Linked DNA regions of Mus musculus: region 2 is linked to region 1. The links are chromatin loops, found by intact Hi-C in ENCODE. Cell type or tissue: heart. All regions are shown on one strand. Each heading gives the region's core, and the rest is flanking DNA. Links, peaks and the distances in the headings are about the cores only. Region 1 holds the start of Vps25 (vacuolar protein sorting 25). Region 2 holds the start of Mlx (MAX-like protein X).

What was found. A loop is a pair of places that touch in the nucleus more often than their neighbours do. Peaks named below come from ENCODE experiments on the same cell type or tissue, not always from the same donor. Only the 100,000 strongest peaks of a DNase experiment are listed, where the experiment ranks them.
Region 2: it touches region 1 in a loop (2.4-fold over the local background); 1 of 42 quality-filtered maps calls a loop at or near these places.

Annotation. Positions count from the first base shown.
Region 1 is chr11:101,249,144-101,257,426 of GRCm38, forward strand. It overlaps Vps25 (vacuolar protein sorting 25), which reads left to right and starts at 4,564. Exons shown (of 6, transcript NM_026776.5): 1 at 4,564-4,664; 2 at 4,888-5,033; 3 at 5,800-5,853; 4 at 6,866-6,954; 5 at 7,735-7,810. The coding sequence starts at 4,612. In heart, for the core only: a CTCF peak has its summit at 4,797; DNase peaks (open chromatin) are centred at 4,558, 6,938 and 7,368; H3K4me3 peaks cover 2,373 bases; H3K27ac peaks cover 2,484 bases.
Region 2 is chr11:101,083,718-101,092,002 of GRCm38, forward strand. Coasy (Coenzyme A synthase) reads left to right here. Exons shown (of 10, transcript NM_001305982.1): 3 at 599-813; 4 at 1,038-1,169; 5 at 1,291-1,480; 6 at 1,565-1,629; 7 at 1,819-1,903; 8 at 2,073-2,170; 9 at 2,281-2,427; 10 at 2,531-2,902. The coding sequence ends at 2,593. Mlx (MAX-like protein X) reads left to right here and starts at 3,573. Exons shown (of 8, transcript NM_001159385.1): 1 at 3,573-3,650; 2 at 4,037-4,073; 3 at 4,519-4,608; 4 at 4,881-4,987; 5 at 5,216-5,315; 6 at 5,502-5,601; 7 at 5,951-6,152; 8 at 7,392-8,285. The coding sequence starts at 3,609. The coding sequence ends at 7,448. In heart, for the core only: no CTCF peak of the experiment used is centred there; DNase peaks (open chromatin) are centred at 714, 1,294, 2,104, 3,584 and 1 weaker place; H3K4me3 peaks cover 2,472 bases; H3K27ac peaks cover 2,451 bases.

The DNA.
Region 1 (8,283 bases), core at 284-8,283:
TACGCTTCTTGAGAAATATGGATACAATATTCTATTAACACATCTACGTCTCTGCCCATTTCTGTGTATGAACAGGGTTTCCCAGACAGGGAAGATCAGTTTCCCTCACGGGGGATCTCTCCTACCCAATCCTTCCTGGGTTACACTTGCCGGGTCCCCCCAAATACAGGCAAAGCAACTTTGCTTTCTGTGAAAATACCTAATTATCTTTTGCAAGCACTCTTAGCCTCTTTAGAGGCTCCTGTTCTCCCTGCTGAAATATCTGTTTCCCAAAATGTCTATCTCCTGACACATGCCTATCTGTTTTGTAGATATATGCCTGAGTTGCTTGGGACCTTCCTATTTGTTGTCAAAGATATACTCCTCTCAGGCCACATCTGTCACCGAAGGACTTTGGTTTTGATTGTTTTTAAAGGATTTATTAATTAATTTATTTAATGCATATGATTACACTGTAGCTGTCTTCAGACACAGCAGATCCCATGACAGATGGTTGTGAGCCACCATGTGGTTGCTGGGAATTGAACTCAGGACCTCTGGAAGAGCAGTCGGTCGGTGCTCTTAACCACTGAGCCATCTCACCAGCCCTGATTTTTCTTTCTTTCTTTCTTTCTTTCTTTCTTTCTTTCTTTCTTTCTTTCTTTCTTTTTTTTTTTTTTCTTTTTTTTTTTTTTGAGACAAGGTTTCTCTGTGTAGCTCTGGCTGTCCTGGAACTCAGAGATCTCCCTGTGTCTGCCTCACAAAGGCTGGGATTACATGCATGTGCCACCACCAACCAGTAACCTAAGGATGGATGGATATATATATATATATATATTTGATTTGGTTTTTGTTGTTGTTGTTGTTGTTGTTGTTGTTTTTTGAGACAGGGTTTCTCTGTATAGCCCTGGCTGTCCTGGAACTCACTTTGTAGACCAGGCTGGCCTCAAACTCAGAAATCTGCCTGCCTCTGTCTCCCAAGTGCTGGGATTAAAGGCGTGCGCCACCACGCCCGGCCTATATATTTGAAACATGGTTTCTCCAGCTGTCGCAGAACTCACTCTATCGACCAGGCTGGCCTCAAATTCAGAGATCCATCTGTGTCTGCCTCCCAGTGCTGGGATTAAAAATGAACGCTACCACTGCTCAGCAACGTTAACATATTTTAAATTTTCAGCTGAGATAACTATTTGCTCTATTTCCATGAATGTATATGTGTCCTTATTCGTTTTATTAATATGCCCCAGGGACCTGCTGGTGTAAAAGACGGTGTACAGCAGGGTGTTGGGAAAGGCAGGTTAGAACAACTCGGGCTCGATTCTACCCTCAATGGCTTTCATCCCCTGAGAAATTTGACATATACAAATAAATAAGAGAGGCTGGCTCAGTGGTTAAGAACATTGACTGCTCTTCCAGAGATCCTGAGTTCAAATCCCAGCACTAACATGGTGGCTCACAACCATCTGTAATAGGATCAGATGCCCTCTTCTGGTGTGTCTGAAGACAGCTACAATGTACTCATATACATAAAATAATAAAATCTTTAAAAGGAAACAAATAAGAAATCAGAATGGGCCGGGTGGTGGTGGCGCATGCCTTTAATCCCAGCACTTGGGAGGCAGAGGCAGACAGATTTCTGAGTTTGAGGCTAACCTGGTCTACAAAGTGAGTTCCAGGACAGCCAGAGCTATACAGAGAAACCCTGTCTTGAAAAAAATAAAATAAAATAAAGAAAGAAAACAAATCAGAATGTATGACGGCAGTTATACAAGGGAAACAGCCCACGTGCAAAGGAGGGAGGGAGGGAATCCTGTGTGGCCGAGATGATCACAGAAATGTGCCATTAGCCTTTCTGTAGCTTGAGGTAAATACTAGCCAGAAGCAACTTAAAGGAGCAAAGTTTTATTTATTTATTTATTTTTTTGCTTAATGTTCCAGAGCACAGCTACTGGGTTTCATTGTTTCTGGGGTCATAGTGGGGCAAGAACGTCATGGCAGGGAGCATGTGTCCAAACAGAAGCCTCATAGCAACTGAAAAGCATAACCTGGCAGAGGCTATGGACAAGGCTAGGGACAGGGGCAGGCCCCTGGTAACCTATTACTTCCCACCAGTCTCTAACTCCCCATAGTCCACTAGGCTCTGGATTCGTTAATGAATTACCTCTTGATAAAGTTAGATTCCTCAGAATCTGAGCACCCAAACCCTAGCAAACATAGCTGGGGCCCAAGCCTTCAACATATAAACTTTCAGAGAGACATTGCCATGTCCTGGAGTCAGAAGAGTGTGACTGCAGAGTTGGTCCAGGGCAAGGCCTTAGGTGGAAAGTATTCCCCTGGAGCAGACATTGAATGAGTGTGGATTAGGAAGTCATTGTAGACCCCAGGAGTAAAGCCCGGCTTTGTGGCTCACACTTTTGACCCTAACACTCAGGGGCAGAGGTAGGTGGATCTCTGAGTTTGAGGCCACCCTGATCTGTGTAGCCAGGTTGACATAGTGAGATCCTGTCTCAAACAACATCGACAAAGGTATCCAGGAGTGAGAAAATCAAGACTTAGCCAAACTGATGAGCGGGGAGGCAAACCTAATTATAAGTAGGAGTTATGATTAAAATCAATGAAGGGAATCTATAGGACCATCCGTCATGAGGGGGTAAAGGAGAGAGAGGTGTTAGAGATAAGTCAGACTTTGACCTTCAGAACTGACCTAAGGGGGGAAAATGTAGGGGGCTGAAAAGATAGCTCATAGATTAAGATCAGTCACTGCTCTTACAAAGGACCAAAGTTCTATTCCATTTAAATAGCCATGTCAGGCAACTCACAATCACCTGTAATTCCAGCTCCAGGGAATCCTCTTCTTGTCTCCAGGAGCACTTGCATAAATGCATATATACATATAAATAAAAAGAAATTAATACCTTCTTTAAAAAGAAAGAAGGTGGGTCTAGAGAGATGGCTTAGCAGTTAAGAGCACTGAGTGCTCTTCCAGAGGTCCTGAGTTTAATTCCCAGCAACCACATGGTGGCTCAAAACCATCTGTAATGGGATCTGATGCCCTCTTCTGGTGTGTCTGAAGACAACTACAGTGTACTCACATATCTAAAATAGATATATCTTTAAAAAAAACAGACCATGGACACAGCACACACATGTAATCTCAGTTCTCAGAAGGTTGAGGCAGTGGGATTAAAGGCTGAGCTCTGGGATAAAGGTGTGCTCAGCTAACATTTTTTTTTTCTTTTAAGATTTATTTGTTTATGTATGTATATGAGTACACTGTAGCTGTCTTCAGACACACCAGAAGAGGGCGTCAGATCTCATTACGAGTGATTGTGAGCCACCATGTGGCTGCTGGGATTTGAACTCAGGACCTTCAGAAGAGCAGTCAGTGCTCTTTACCTGCTGAGCCATCTCACCAGCCCTAACATTACTTTTAAATAGAAATAAAGTGAGCTACACAGAAAGGGAGGGAGGCATGATGATAGTGATATCCGGAAAGAAATTGAAAAATTGAGGCAACACGTTACTTGTAAAGGAAGAATGGCAGTTTTGAGTTCAAAAGGCAAAGGAAGAAAAAATGGGGAGGAGCTTTGGAGCTATGAATTAAACATTGTGACAGAGAGAGATTAAGGGATTCTCACAATAATTCTTCAGGGAACAGAAAGATAGACACAGGCGGACTATTTTGAATGAGGATAACAGGGAATCAATGAAAACAGCCCAGCTTCTTCTCGCTCTTTAAAGGTGAGCATCTCCTAGCAGCCCAAGGTCAGCCTTCTTTTCAATACACCTTTTGTTTAGTGCTCTTATCCCTTAAATGGGTTCATATTGCATGTCAGGTCAGAAGACTCCCAAACTTGTATTTCTAGATCCAACAAGGCTCCCCTGAGAGTCCAGTAGTGAGATTAGTCAGCGAGCCCGGGACTCAGTAAACATGTTCTGGTTGGTCTTCAGCAATTTTCCACAGCTCAGCAGTGGAAGTACTGTTGGGAGAATGGAAACAGTAATTCTGGTTTGGGAACTGACCCGTAGTTTAGGCAGGCAAAGGGACAGATCTGACTAGTGTAGGCTGGGTATGAGTCAGATGAAGCCAAAGGGATTCCAAGTCTGGGGTCTAGAAAGGAAGAGGTTAAGAGCTAAACGTTAGTTTTGATTCTTTGAAAAAAGCAATAAGTTTTGATTCTTTGAAAATCGCGTATAGCGATGCAAACCACACAATATGCTCCCATGATCCTACAGGAAATTTAAGAGTGAAGTCAACCTGGGTGGGAATGCAGGAAATTTCGGCATCATGAGTTTAAATTGGCAACCGACACGAAGGTGAAGCCTCCAGATGTGGATTCTAACTTGCGTTCGGCTGACCTCGCAATTTGCAGAGGGAAACTACGTGTCGTCGTCCCCCCCCCCCCCCCCCGCCCCCGTTTCCCTCTGTTTAAGCGACAAGACCCAGAACTCCTGCGCTTCATGTTGAAGTTTTTCTTTAGACAGCAGCAGATTGGTGACAAGAACCGTTCCCATCCCACTGCGGCGCCTCCCGAGAGGAGTCCGGAACCTTTCTGCTGTGCTGTCAGCCCGGACATGCTGAGGCGGAGACCGGAAGCCCCTTGTCGGTTCCGGGTTTTCTGGGCTACTACGATGGCGATGAGTTTCGAGTGGCCGTGGCAGTACCGCTTCCCGCCCTTCTTTACGTGAGGCTCAGACCCTGAGAAGCCCAGTGTAGCTCCCTCCCGTCCCCGGGGCCCAGGGCTCAGCCCTGATGATTCACTTGGGGTTCCGGGGGAGACGGGAGCTGCCGGCCGCCTTCCTGTCCAGCCAGCCCGTCACTGTCTCCCCCTAACGTGCTGCTAGGCTGGTGCTGCTGCCGCCCTCTTCCACGCTTTAATTCCTCGTCCTGCTCCCTTCGCCCGGCAGGTTACAGCCGAACGTGGACACCCGGCAGAAGCAGCTGGCCGCCTGGTGCTCTCTGGTTCTGTCCTTCTGCCGCCTGCACAAACAGTCCAGCATGACGGTGATGGAAGCCCAGGAGAGCCCGCTTTTCAACAACGTCAAGCTACAGCGTATCCTCCCTCAGGCTCTTCCATAGCCCACCCCCAGCCCCCACACACACGCACTCCCACACTTTTCTACATGCCCAGACTGCATCTCCCCACCTCCCTTTACCCACAGTAGGCAGGCTTCTATTCAACCTGGACTTGGGAAACAGCAAAACTAAATGGCAGATAATCATTTTATATGCACTTTTGCAGGCAGTGCAAGCTCCCTTTACCCTAGTTAATGAGTGCTGGGGTCTTTAAGTCCCAAGCTTTACACACTGGACCCTTTAAAACTATTTGAATCTCCTCTCTGTGAGCCTCAAATCCCAAACCATCTTTAATAATTTTTTTGACTTGCCCCACCTCTCCCAGGAAGTGAGGGTCATTTATTTTTGCTCTCTGATTCATAGGTAAAATTTGTGGAGAAAAAGGCACAGAGAATGAAGTAAAGGGTAACACCCTTTATTTTCTAAAACTCTTGCCTTTTATTTGAGACCTGATCTCTATAGCCCAGCCCAGCCTTGGACTGGTGATTCTCCTGTGTCCATCCCATAAGAGCTGGTATTACAGGCCTGTAACACACTTTGCTAGTTCTTCCTTCTAACTGGAAGTTTCTTTTTACCTCCTTTTCCAGAATATTGAGGAAATGCAAACATATCTTCTTCAAAAATTGCATGTATGTATGGCAGGGAAAGGAGGGGGCTAGATCATTCTTTATCGTGGGCCGAACTCCGAAAATGTTTTATTTAACCTAATTTACATGTAGGCCATTCCCTTAACCTTAAGCCAGGGAAACTTCCTGTGGAGTCAATTCAGATTGTATTAGAAGAACTGAGAAAGAAAGGTGGGTTCAGTTCTCAGATACCTGTTGGTTTGTTTGTCTGTTTAAAGATATATTTATTTATTTCATGTATATGAGTACACCATTGCTCTCTTAAGACACACCAGAAGAGGGCATCAGATCTCATTACAGATGGTTGTGAGCCACCATGTGGTTGCTGGGAATTGAACTCAGGACCTGTGGAAGAGCAGTCAATGCTCTTAACCACTGAGCCATCTCTTCAGGCCCCCTGGTTTTGTTTGGTTTGGTTTGGTTTGGTTTTTTTTTTTTTTTTTTTTTTTTTTTTTTTTTTGGTTTTTCGAGACAGGGTTTCTCTGTATAGCCCTGGCTGTCCTGGAGCTCACTTTGTAGACCAGGCTGGCCTCGAACTCAGAAATCCGCCTGCCTCTGCCTCCTCTGCTGGGATTAAAGGCATGCGCCACCACGCCCAGCTTGTTTTGTTTTTTAAATACTGTTTTTCACATGTCCTGTGGTATTTGCCTTCTTATATGTCTGTATGAAGGTGTCAGATCCCCTGGAACTAGAGTTACAGACAGTTGTAAGCTACCATGTGGGTGCTGGGAATTGAAGCCGGGTCCTCTGGAAAAACAGTCAGTGTTAACCACTGAGCCATCTATCCGGCCCCTCCCCTACTTTTTTTCTTCTTACTTGGGATTTTTTTTCCCCTGAGGGTACAACAGGGCAACTCTTCCTTTTAGTGACCTTTTTTTTTTTTTTTTCTTTTTTGTCTCTCTCAGCCTGAAGCCTCAAGTATTCTGAGATGGCCTAGTTCTCCCCCCACCCCCCACCTCCTGCCATCCCCACCCCCACCCCCTGTTAGTGTACAGAATTAAATTTCCTCTCTGGCCTAAGAAAGATAGACTAAGAAGAACAGGATGCCTTATAAGTAAGAATAGTAAAAATACTATTGTATCTCTTGTTCTGAAAGCAGAGGCTCGTCCCCTCTGCCGGGTGTTGGTATTTGCCTCTGTGCCTTTTTTAGAGCACGATGCTCTCATAAGTATCTGTTTTACAGGGAACCTCGAGTGGTTGGATAAGAATAAGTCTAGCTTCCTGATCATGTGGCGGAGGCCAGAAGAATGGGGGAAACTCATTTACCAATGGGTGAGGCCACCCTGCTAAGCCCTAGGCAGTGACCCATGGCAAAGAAGACTTGTTGCCTGTGCCCAACAGATAGCTGGCATCCTTAGATGCAGACCTGGCAAAGTGGGGAGTGGGCGAGAGAGGAAGCATGGGCCTCGCTGGCAACCATCCTTCTGTGATGCAATGCCTCTCCTGCACAAAATCTCTCTTTCTTTGGCTGTCAGAGGCCAGAGGCTACGTGAGGCCATGTTTAGAGAATGCAACACTGGGAACCTTGAGTGCTATTGTTGGCTGGAGCCTCTGGCCACAGGAGATAAATGGGGAAAGGAAGGGAGAGAAAAAAAAAAAAAAACCTGGGTTCCCTCTCCCACTGTGCGTCCATGGCGTTGTCTCCATGAATGCACCTTCTGAACCAGTGTGGGTGTGAGGACAGAATCCTCTGTCCCTCAAAGTCCTACTCACCACCAGCTCCAAACATTCCCAGGAGAGGAGGAGGGGAGGGAGCGTCAACAGCCTAAATATAACAAATACACACCGCCCATTCCTGAAGAGAAAATAACCAGAGTGAGAGGTCACTTTTGAGACACGTGAAAGGCTGTGGCTTAGTGGTTCTGAATGTGTGTACACACATACAAATATAGCACCTGTAGGGTTTACAGTAAGGCTTAGGACACTGCAGAGGTGACAGTGCTCATTTGGGTATAGGTACCATTCCAGGAGAAAAAAAAAAGGCAGAGCTGAAGTTCACCCTCTCCCAAGAGACTCTTGGTCCTTGCTCAGCCTCGTTTTCTGTGCCCTCAGGTTTCCAGGAGTGGCCAGAATAACTCTGTGTTTACTCTGTATGAACTGACGAGTGGGGAAGACACAGAGGATGAAGGTAATGCCTTTTTCTTCTTCTATTTCTCTGGTCAGGAATCCTCTTTTCTCCAGTGGTTTTTTTTCTTTCTTTCTTTTTCTTTTTTTTTTTTTTTTTTTTTTTTTTTTGGTTTTGCAAGACAGGGTTTCTCTGTGTAGCCCTGGCTGTCCTGGAACTCACTCTGTAGACCAGGCTGGCCTTGAACTCAGAAATCTGCCTGCCTCTGCTTCCCAAGTGCTGGGATCAGAGGCGTGCGCCACCACCGCCTGGCCAGTGTTTTGTTTTTTAAAGACAGGGTCTCTATCTGTAGCCCTGGCTATCTGAAACTTGCTGTGTAGACCAGGCAGGCCTTGAACTAAGAGATCTGCCTGCCTCTGCCTCCTAGGTTCTGAAATGAAAGGTGTGTGCCACCACCTCCCGACCAGTATTGGCTTAATGCTTCTTCAGACTAACCATTTCTGTCTCTGAAGAGTTCCATAATGCAGAAGTCCTAA
Region 2 (8,285 bases), core at 1-8,000, 170 kb before region 1:
GACCCTGGACTAGGGCAATGGAAGGCAGCCTTCACATTTTCTTGTTCTTCCCCAATGCCAAGATCAAGGAAGGGTAGGGCCACTTCTCAACCTTCCAAAATGCCACAATGTCTGACACTCTGTTATTGCTAAGGGACGTTTGTTTGTTAAATGAATACATGTGGTATCTTTAGTCTGGGGTTCAGTCACTTTTTAACTGAAGTCAGAACTTCCCAAATGGGAACCAAGGACTCTGCACTTCATGGTTGTCCAAGTGATCGGCTCGGAGGTTTGAAACGCTGAAGATAAATGGATAGGAGATGATTGGGGGTGACCCAGTACTGCCATCAACAGTGAGGGGACTCTAAGAATATAGTAGTTCTTGGGGGTTCTCCACCAACTGATACCTATTGGTCCTGCTGCTCTGTAGGCATTTCTTAACTTGTTCTTGGAGTACACGTCAGCTCTCAAAGTGACTGATGCTTGTTTTCCCTTCTGTACCCCCAAACCTGTCCCTGTCTCACCCTTTCTTGCTGCCACTGCTTGGGAGGATTTCAGTGCTATGGGACACTCTTCCCCAAATGGGGAAAGATCTCACCGTTCCTCGCTCCTTCCTCAGGCAAGTTGCTCCCCGAGCTGCTCCAGCCGTATGCAGAGCGCGTGGAGCATCTGACTGAGTTCCTGGTGGACATCAAGCCCTCCCTGACCTTTGAACTCGTCCCCCTGCTGGATCCCTATGGGCCTGCTGGGTCCGACCCCACCTTGGAGTTCCTGGTGGTCAGCGAGGAGACCTACCGTGGGGGGATGGCTGTCAACCGCTTCCGCCTTGAGAATGTAACTCCCGAAGGAGCCTGGCAGAGGGGCTGGGAGGGGGAGGCCCGTGAGAAGTGCTGTGGTCCCAGAGCAGGGAAGGGAGGGTTCAGGGTGGAAGAACTTGTCTTGTCAAGTTCAGGAACTTGTCTGTGGAGGCGAGGGGTAGGTAGAGAGACTGGGGCTCCAGATGCCTTCTCCTAGCTCTTACTCCTTTCCTCCTCCTCCTCCTCCTCCCTTTACCTCAGGGCAAAGAAGAACTTGCTTTGTACCAGATACAACTGCTGAAGGACCAGAGTCACAATGAAAATGAGGAGGACAAGGTCAGCTCCTCCAGCTTTCGCCAGCGAATCCTGGGAAACCTGCTTCAGCCTCCAAATGTAAGCCTTCCTCCTCGCTGGTTGGGCGTGGTAAGATGCTGAAGGATAGAAACAGGCCCTCCACTGGAAGCTGGGCTTTTGAACTCCCTGGTCACTGAGGTTCCCTCTTACCTGTCTTTAGGAGAGGCCGGAGCTCCCGTCAGGTCTCTATGTGCTCGGGCTCACAGGCATCAGTGGCTCTGGGAAAAGCTCGGTAGCTCAGCGGCTGAAGAACTTGGGAGCATACATCATCGACAGCGACCATCTGGGCCATCGGGCCTATGCTCCTGGGGGTCCTGCCTACCAGCCTGTGGTGGAGGCCTTTGGAACAGGTACTAGCCAGAGAAGGCTGGAAGTGGCCTGAGGTGAGAAGATGGTGTGACCTCTTTGCTTAGCCTTCTTTCTTTGTCACCCAGATATTCTCCATAAAGATGGCACCATCAATAGGAAGGTCCTGGGCAGCCGGGTGTTTGGGAACAAGGTAAACACACACATCTTCAAGAGTTCTTGAGATCCATGGGCGGGAACCAGTGCACTCCCTAGTCTGGCACAGGAAGTCAGTCTCTGCTTATCTGCTCCCACCCCAACCCCCACCCCCCCACCCCCCACCTCACAGCTGTATTTCTCAGGAAAGTTAACCTCTGCCCACTCCCTCTGTCCCCCTCCCCAGAAGCAGATGAAGATCCTCACAGATATTGTGTGGCCAGTTATCGCAAAGCTGGCCCGGGAGGAGATGGATGTGGCTGTGGCTAAGGGTGAGTGGGAGGGATGACGGGAGCAGCCAAAGTGGGACAGTTAAGCCGCAACACCCTCTGGGATCTTCCTTGGCCCCAGGCAGACCATTCACCACCTAGGACAGCATTTGGTGCGCTGACAGGCAGCAAGCGCAAGGTGCTGCTGGCAGTGACTAGTATCTCCTCACAGGAAAAACTCTGTGTGTAATCGATGCTGCTATGCTGCTTGAAGCTGGCTGGCAGAGTATGGTACACGAGGTGTGGACCGTCGTCATCCCTGAGACTGAGGTATCTGGACCCCACTGCACCCCATCTGAGCCCACTGCAGACGGTCTCCTGCTCTGATCCAGTAGACTGGGCTAGGACCCTTCCTGACCCGTGTGTCATCCATTGCCCAGGCTGTTCGACGCATTGTTGAGAGGGATGGACTAAGTGAGGCAGCCGCTCAGAGCCGGCTGCAGAGCCAGATGAGCGGCCAGCAGCTGGTAGAGCAGAGCAACGTGGTTCTGAGCACCTTGTGGGAGTCACATGTCACACAGAGCCAGGTTGGTGCAAAGGGAAAGACTAGGTTAGGTTGTGGGGAGGGAAGGTTCAATGGTTAGCTTTTCTGACCTTGCCTTTTCTTGTATCATTCTGGCCTGGCCAAAGGTGGAAAAGGCGTGGAATCTTCTACAGAAGCGCCTCCCTAAGGCTTACCAGACCAGGAACTGACAGTGGATTTTCTATGGCGCCAAACTGGCCCTTGAAACTAACAAATCTAATGGTGAGGAGAAATGGGGGCCTTGATGTTTACCCTCTATCTGGCCTCAGGGGCTTTAAGCTAAGCTGTGCAGGACACAGAGAAGCTTGGAAGTCCGCCTAGCATGCTGGAATTTGTCCAGCAATGAGGACACAGCTAATGGGGAGCGATCCGCTCTGAGGTTCTGTCCGCTTTTTGGTGGTGGATGTGATGTCTACCTAGTGTTGATGGGTTTGGTGAAGTCTGGACCCAGTAACTGAATTAAAGATGTTTCCAAGTGCTGCTTGTGTGGTTTTCTGTTTCCTCTCCAGTGACTCTAGATACCTTTGGAACGTTAGACTCCAAATTCAGGGGCAAGGTCTGAGCTGGAAGTCAAGGAGTGCTGTAAAGTGTAACCTATCAGTGACTAGTTATGTGCTTTTGAGTATGTTATAGACTTTACTGTAAGCTTAACTTAAAAGGCATTTTTATAAGACTTAGCGTCCTGCACCTGCTGAGTGTTGGGAGACCGATGCTGGAGGTGGCTTTGTGCCCCCTTAGATCAGATCATGTGATGTAGGAGAAATTCTTGACCCAGCAGCAATTGCCAGGCGGACCAGCTGTGCGCGTGCGTACAAGGTGTCACACTGTTCAGACAGATGCTAGTACTCTCACTCGGGTTCTACCACTAAACTAATTACACTTCTAGCCCCTCTGACAATCTTTTTGGAGGTGCTCCATTGCACAGAAAATCGCCACCATTGAAGATTCTCATTCGGAGGCCAGTGGGGACCCTTAGGGGCTGACATTGCCTACATTAAAGCGAATTGGCCAGATTTAGCCTCCTCCAACATTCAGTTAAAAACTGGAGCGGCGCAAGCGCAGCGCTATCACACCGCTCACGACTACAATTGCGGATTGGTGGGTTGGATCACGTGACTGAGCCTCGCCTCTTCCTGGAGGTTGGGGGCCAGTCCGCTGGCTTGTTTCCGGTTCGGTAGGTTCACGATGACGGAGCCGGGCGCCTCTCCGGAGGACCCTTGGGTCAAGGCAAGCTTCGCGGACGCGCACGCCGGCGAGGGGAGGGCGGGTCGGGCTCGTGCACGTAGGGGGTCCGGAAGACGCGGGGCTCCCCAACTATCCCCAGAGTCTCCCCTGCTGTCCGGGGCCCGGGGCTGCAGAGAAGACAGCTCTCACCCGGCCTGTGCCAAGGTGGGGAGACAAACGGGCGTGTGTGCGGGAACGAGGGGGTCATAGCTGGGAGATGGGGCGGGGACGGTAGGAGCATACAGAGGGGGCGACGCCCCCCTAGGCCCAGCCAAGGCTTGGCTTAACCATTCAGTGGTCCCTGCACCTGTGGTATGAGCTTTCGCGGATTGCGCGTGCCTTCCTAGAGGCAGAGGTTTGACAGGCTTCTCCCTTGCTTGGTGCTGCAGGTCGAGTATGCCTACAGTGACAACAGCCTGGATCCTGGTGAGTGCCTTCTCCATTGTCTGCGGGTCAGGAATGACTCCTGGTTCGGCTCTGTAGATTCTTATGGTCTTGCCAGCCACACCTGAGCACAGTCCACTGTCACTGCGCCAAGGACTTGGCTTGAGAAGTGAGGGTGGAGCTGGAGAATAGGCAGGAAGCAACCATGGTCACACCTGGTTCCTCTGCATTAGAATGGGAAATGATGGAAACAGTGACAGCTGGTCATAGTCACTGCATCCAGATGCTCCTGTGTGAGCCAGAAATAAGTCCTCTGGGCAGTGTAGACCCTGGGACAGGAGCATTTCAGCATGAAATGGAAGGCCTGTGGTGACTGGCTTTGGAGTTGATGGCGAGAGGTCAGCATTTGAAGCCATTGTGCCCATAGGTGACTGAAGGCATGGCAGTGTTCCCCAATCCTTAGTGACTTGAGGCCTCTTTTTTCCAGGGCTTTTTGTAGAAAGCACCCACAAGGGGAGTGTAGTGTCCAGAGCTAATAGCATCGGCTCCACCAGTGCCTCTTCTGTCCCCAACACAGGTAGGCAGCAACATAGCCCGTCGCACACCTGGGGAGACTTAGCTCTTCCATCATTTTAGTATCTTTCCTAGATAGGGAGCTCCGCTCTCCATATGGGGGTGGCAGGAACAGTGCCAAGCCCGAGGCTCACTGTCTTTCACCTCATCAGAGATTAACTAGGTTCTTTCTATTCAACATCTCTGGGCACCAGGTCCTTCCAACTGGGGAAGGGTGGGCGAATTGGATTTAGTGTACTGTAAAGTGATCTCTCCTTCCTCCATCTCTGAGTTTAGATGATGAGGACAGTGATTATCAGCAGGAGTCCTACAAGGAGTCCTACAAAGACCGGAGGCGGCGTGCGCACACTCAGGCTGAACAGAAGAGAAGGGATGCTATTAAGGTGACTGGAAGCCTGTACCCAGGGCAGCAGGGAAGGACCCTGCCCTGACCCTTCAGCCCCAGATGTCTGCAGGGGTGGGGTGGGGTGGGGATGCTGGGCTGGTTCTATGCCTGCACCTCTTCCTTCCAGCCCTCTGTGCTTTGAGTCTGAGCATGGAACTGGTATCAAAAGTGTGCGCTAGCCTTTGCTGTTCCTGAGCTAAGGAACCCATTTCCCTGCTATTTCCAGAGAGGCTATGATGACCTTCAGACCATTGTCCCTACCTGCCAGCAGCAGGATTTCTCCATTGGCTCCCAAAAACTCAGCAAAGCCATCGTTCTACAGAAGAGTATGTCCAGGCAAGGGGTGGGGCAGGGGGGGTAGTAGTGTCTGTGAAGTGGCTAGGACCTGGTCGCACCCAGGTGTGGTCGCCTTAATGGAAAAGTTGGTTTATAGGGGAAGGGCAAACAAAATAAGCCCTCTTCCTGGTTCAGACTTCCTCAGTGCTCAACCCTTCTCTTGGCTCCTACTCCAGCCATTGACTACATCCAGTTTTTACACAAGGAGAAGAAAAAGCAGGAGGAAGAAGTATCCACACTGCGCAAGGACGTCACAGCCTTGAAGATAATGAAAGTGTAAGAGGGGTGCTGAATTGGGGGCTGGGGGGCTGAGGTCAAGTGCACTCTTGTTCAGAGGCTATGTTGGAGAACACATGTAGGTGACCCAGCAAGGAAGTCACTGTAAGACACAGCTGACTGGCCCACCAGTCTTGTACATATAACAGACATATAGGACGTAAATACCCATCAAGGTAAGAGTTTCTCACTGTTTCTGACTTAGGCTCGTCTATCCAGCTGATAACGAATGCATCCCCACAGGTGCCTAGGAATCCCCTTATGGCATGGCCAACTGGATTATCCCTCCATACTTTTCAGGTAGACAGCTGCCATAGCACCTCAGCCCTGTTTGTTTGCATGCTTTCAGGAACTATGAGCAAATCGTGAAGGCACATCAGGACAACCCTCATGAGGGAGAGGACCAGGTCTCTGACCAGGTCAAGTTCAACGTCTTTCAAGGCATCATGGACTCCCTCTTCCAGTCTTTCAACGCCTCTATCTCTGTGGCCAGCTTCCAGGAGCTCTCAGCTTGTGTCTTCAGCTGGATTGAGGAACACTGTGAGCCACAGGTATGTGGCAGGTGGGGTCATGGTGCCTGAGGTTCTCTTACCATACTCCAGGAAAAGTGTAGCTGCCTTTGGGTTTCTGTCTACAAAGCTTAATACTCTGTCTTTGCTGCCTAGCCCAGTGAAGGTCTCAGCTGGCAACCAGGATGTGAGCATTCAGTGCCAGGTCCAGCTTTAGCCCATGTCATTGGTGACTCATTAGCTACCCTGTCTACTCCTTGGCTGTCCTGTATGGAAGCCAACAGCTTGAAGTTTCTAGAAACATGAAAGTTTGCAGATTACAAGACACCCTCACTCCCTGTAGCCCCAGGATTTTTATTGTGCTGGCTTCTACTCTTGAGGCCTGCCGTTTTTTTCTCAGATTTTCCACTTTCTTTTATGTTTCTCAACATTTTCATTGTGAAATACTCTACACAAACACTGCAACAGTCAAGGACTGTTGGAGTGAACACTCATACCCAGCATGTCAGTTATACCAGTGACACACTCATCTTTGTCTGCATCTTAGTTCAGGGATTTGGAAATTAAAAGTAGGCAACACTCCATTTCAGGGACCTTTTTTCCTTTACAAAAATTATTTTATGTACATGGGTATTTATTTTGTCTGCATTTATCCATGTGCTACATGTGTCTGCCTGATGCCAGAGGCCAGAAGAGGGCCTTGGACCCCTGAAAGTGGATTTGCAGGTGGTTGTGAGCCACCAGATGAGGGTACTGGGAACAGGACCTGGGTCCTCTTTAAGAGCAGCAAGTACTCTTCACCACGGAGACATCTCTAACACCCTCCCCGCACCAAAGAAAAAGTTTGTTTAGTGTGTGAGGTCAGAGGCAACGTTTTAGTGAGTTCTTTCCTTTCATCTTTATGTGGACTCCACAGAGACTGAGTGACCAGAGGCTTTACTGCCAGGCCATCTCTCCAGGCCTTTTTTCTTTGAGTGCTAGGAAGTACTCCACCAAGCTGCCAACCCTTGGGTGACTATTTTATAGCTTTTTTTCTTTCTTTTTGGTTTTCCGAGATAGGGTTTATCCTGTATAGCCTTGGCTGTCCTGGAACTCACTCTGTAGACCAGGCTGGCCTCAAACTCAGAAATTTGCCTGCCTCTGCCTCCCAAGTGCTGGGATTAAAGGTGTGTGCCACCACCGCCCGGCTAGGGGTGACTATTTTAAACGCCTTCAAGAGCATGGCCACTCTAGGCAGGCGTCTTAAAGGCCTGTGTGTCACCTGAACATTGTCTTTCCTAGACTCTACGAGAGATTGTGATCGGTGTCCTTCATCAGTTGAAAAACCAACTCTACTGATTGCCCATGGAAGCCTGCAGAGCAGCCAACAAGAGGCCTTTGAGAGTGTGGCCATGGAACTAACTGCTGGGCCTATGAGACTGGCCTGCAACACCTCACACCGGTCAGCTGGTTTCTACTTGGTGTTTGGTTTTCCCAACCCCACTTCAGCTTCGGTGGGGTTGAGTGTTTTGTGAAAGCTTCTGAATAATTTATTATATTGTCCACAATGTTGAACCTACCCAACCTTCCCCTTTCTAGGAAAAGCCTCTAGGACAAGAGTCTGTTCAGGGAGCCTCACAGAACCCTGAGCCCCTCAGCCTTTTCTCTACCCACTGGGTTCCTGCTCACAATCTATATACATAATTTGGAAATCGTTTGCCTCTGCTTGGTCTCTTGGGCAACACTTGGCTCAAGTTTGGGTATTTTGGCAGTTCTTAAGTTAGAAAAAAGGAAAAGAAATAGCCCTATGGCCATGAAGGGTAAAAGGCCACCTTGTGCCTAGGCTAGGGCTGTGTGGTCAATACTAAGTAAGGCCAGGGTATTCTAGCCAGCTCAGGGTAGGGCTGCCTGACCCTGCTACCCTCATGTTCTGCTGCCCACTTCAGCTGCTGTAGGTGCTACAGGAAACAGCGTCCCATCAGCTCTTGCCCTGTCTTCCCAAAGGCAAAGGCAGCATTACATATTTGAATTTATCTTCTAAATACCCACAGTGCATTTTTGTTATATGCAGTTTCCCAAACTTCTTAGCAGACCTCCAAAGCAGCCCCAGCCTCTTCTGCATAATGTGTGTATCTGCCCCACCAGTGTGTTGTCTCCATTTCTCCTGGGGCCTGGGGATAGAGTTAGGTGGGACAG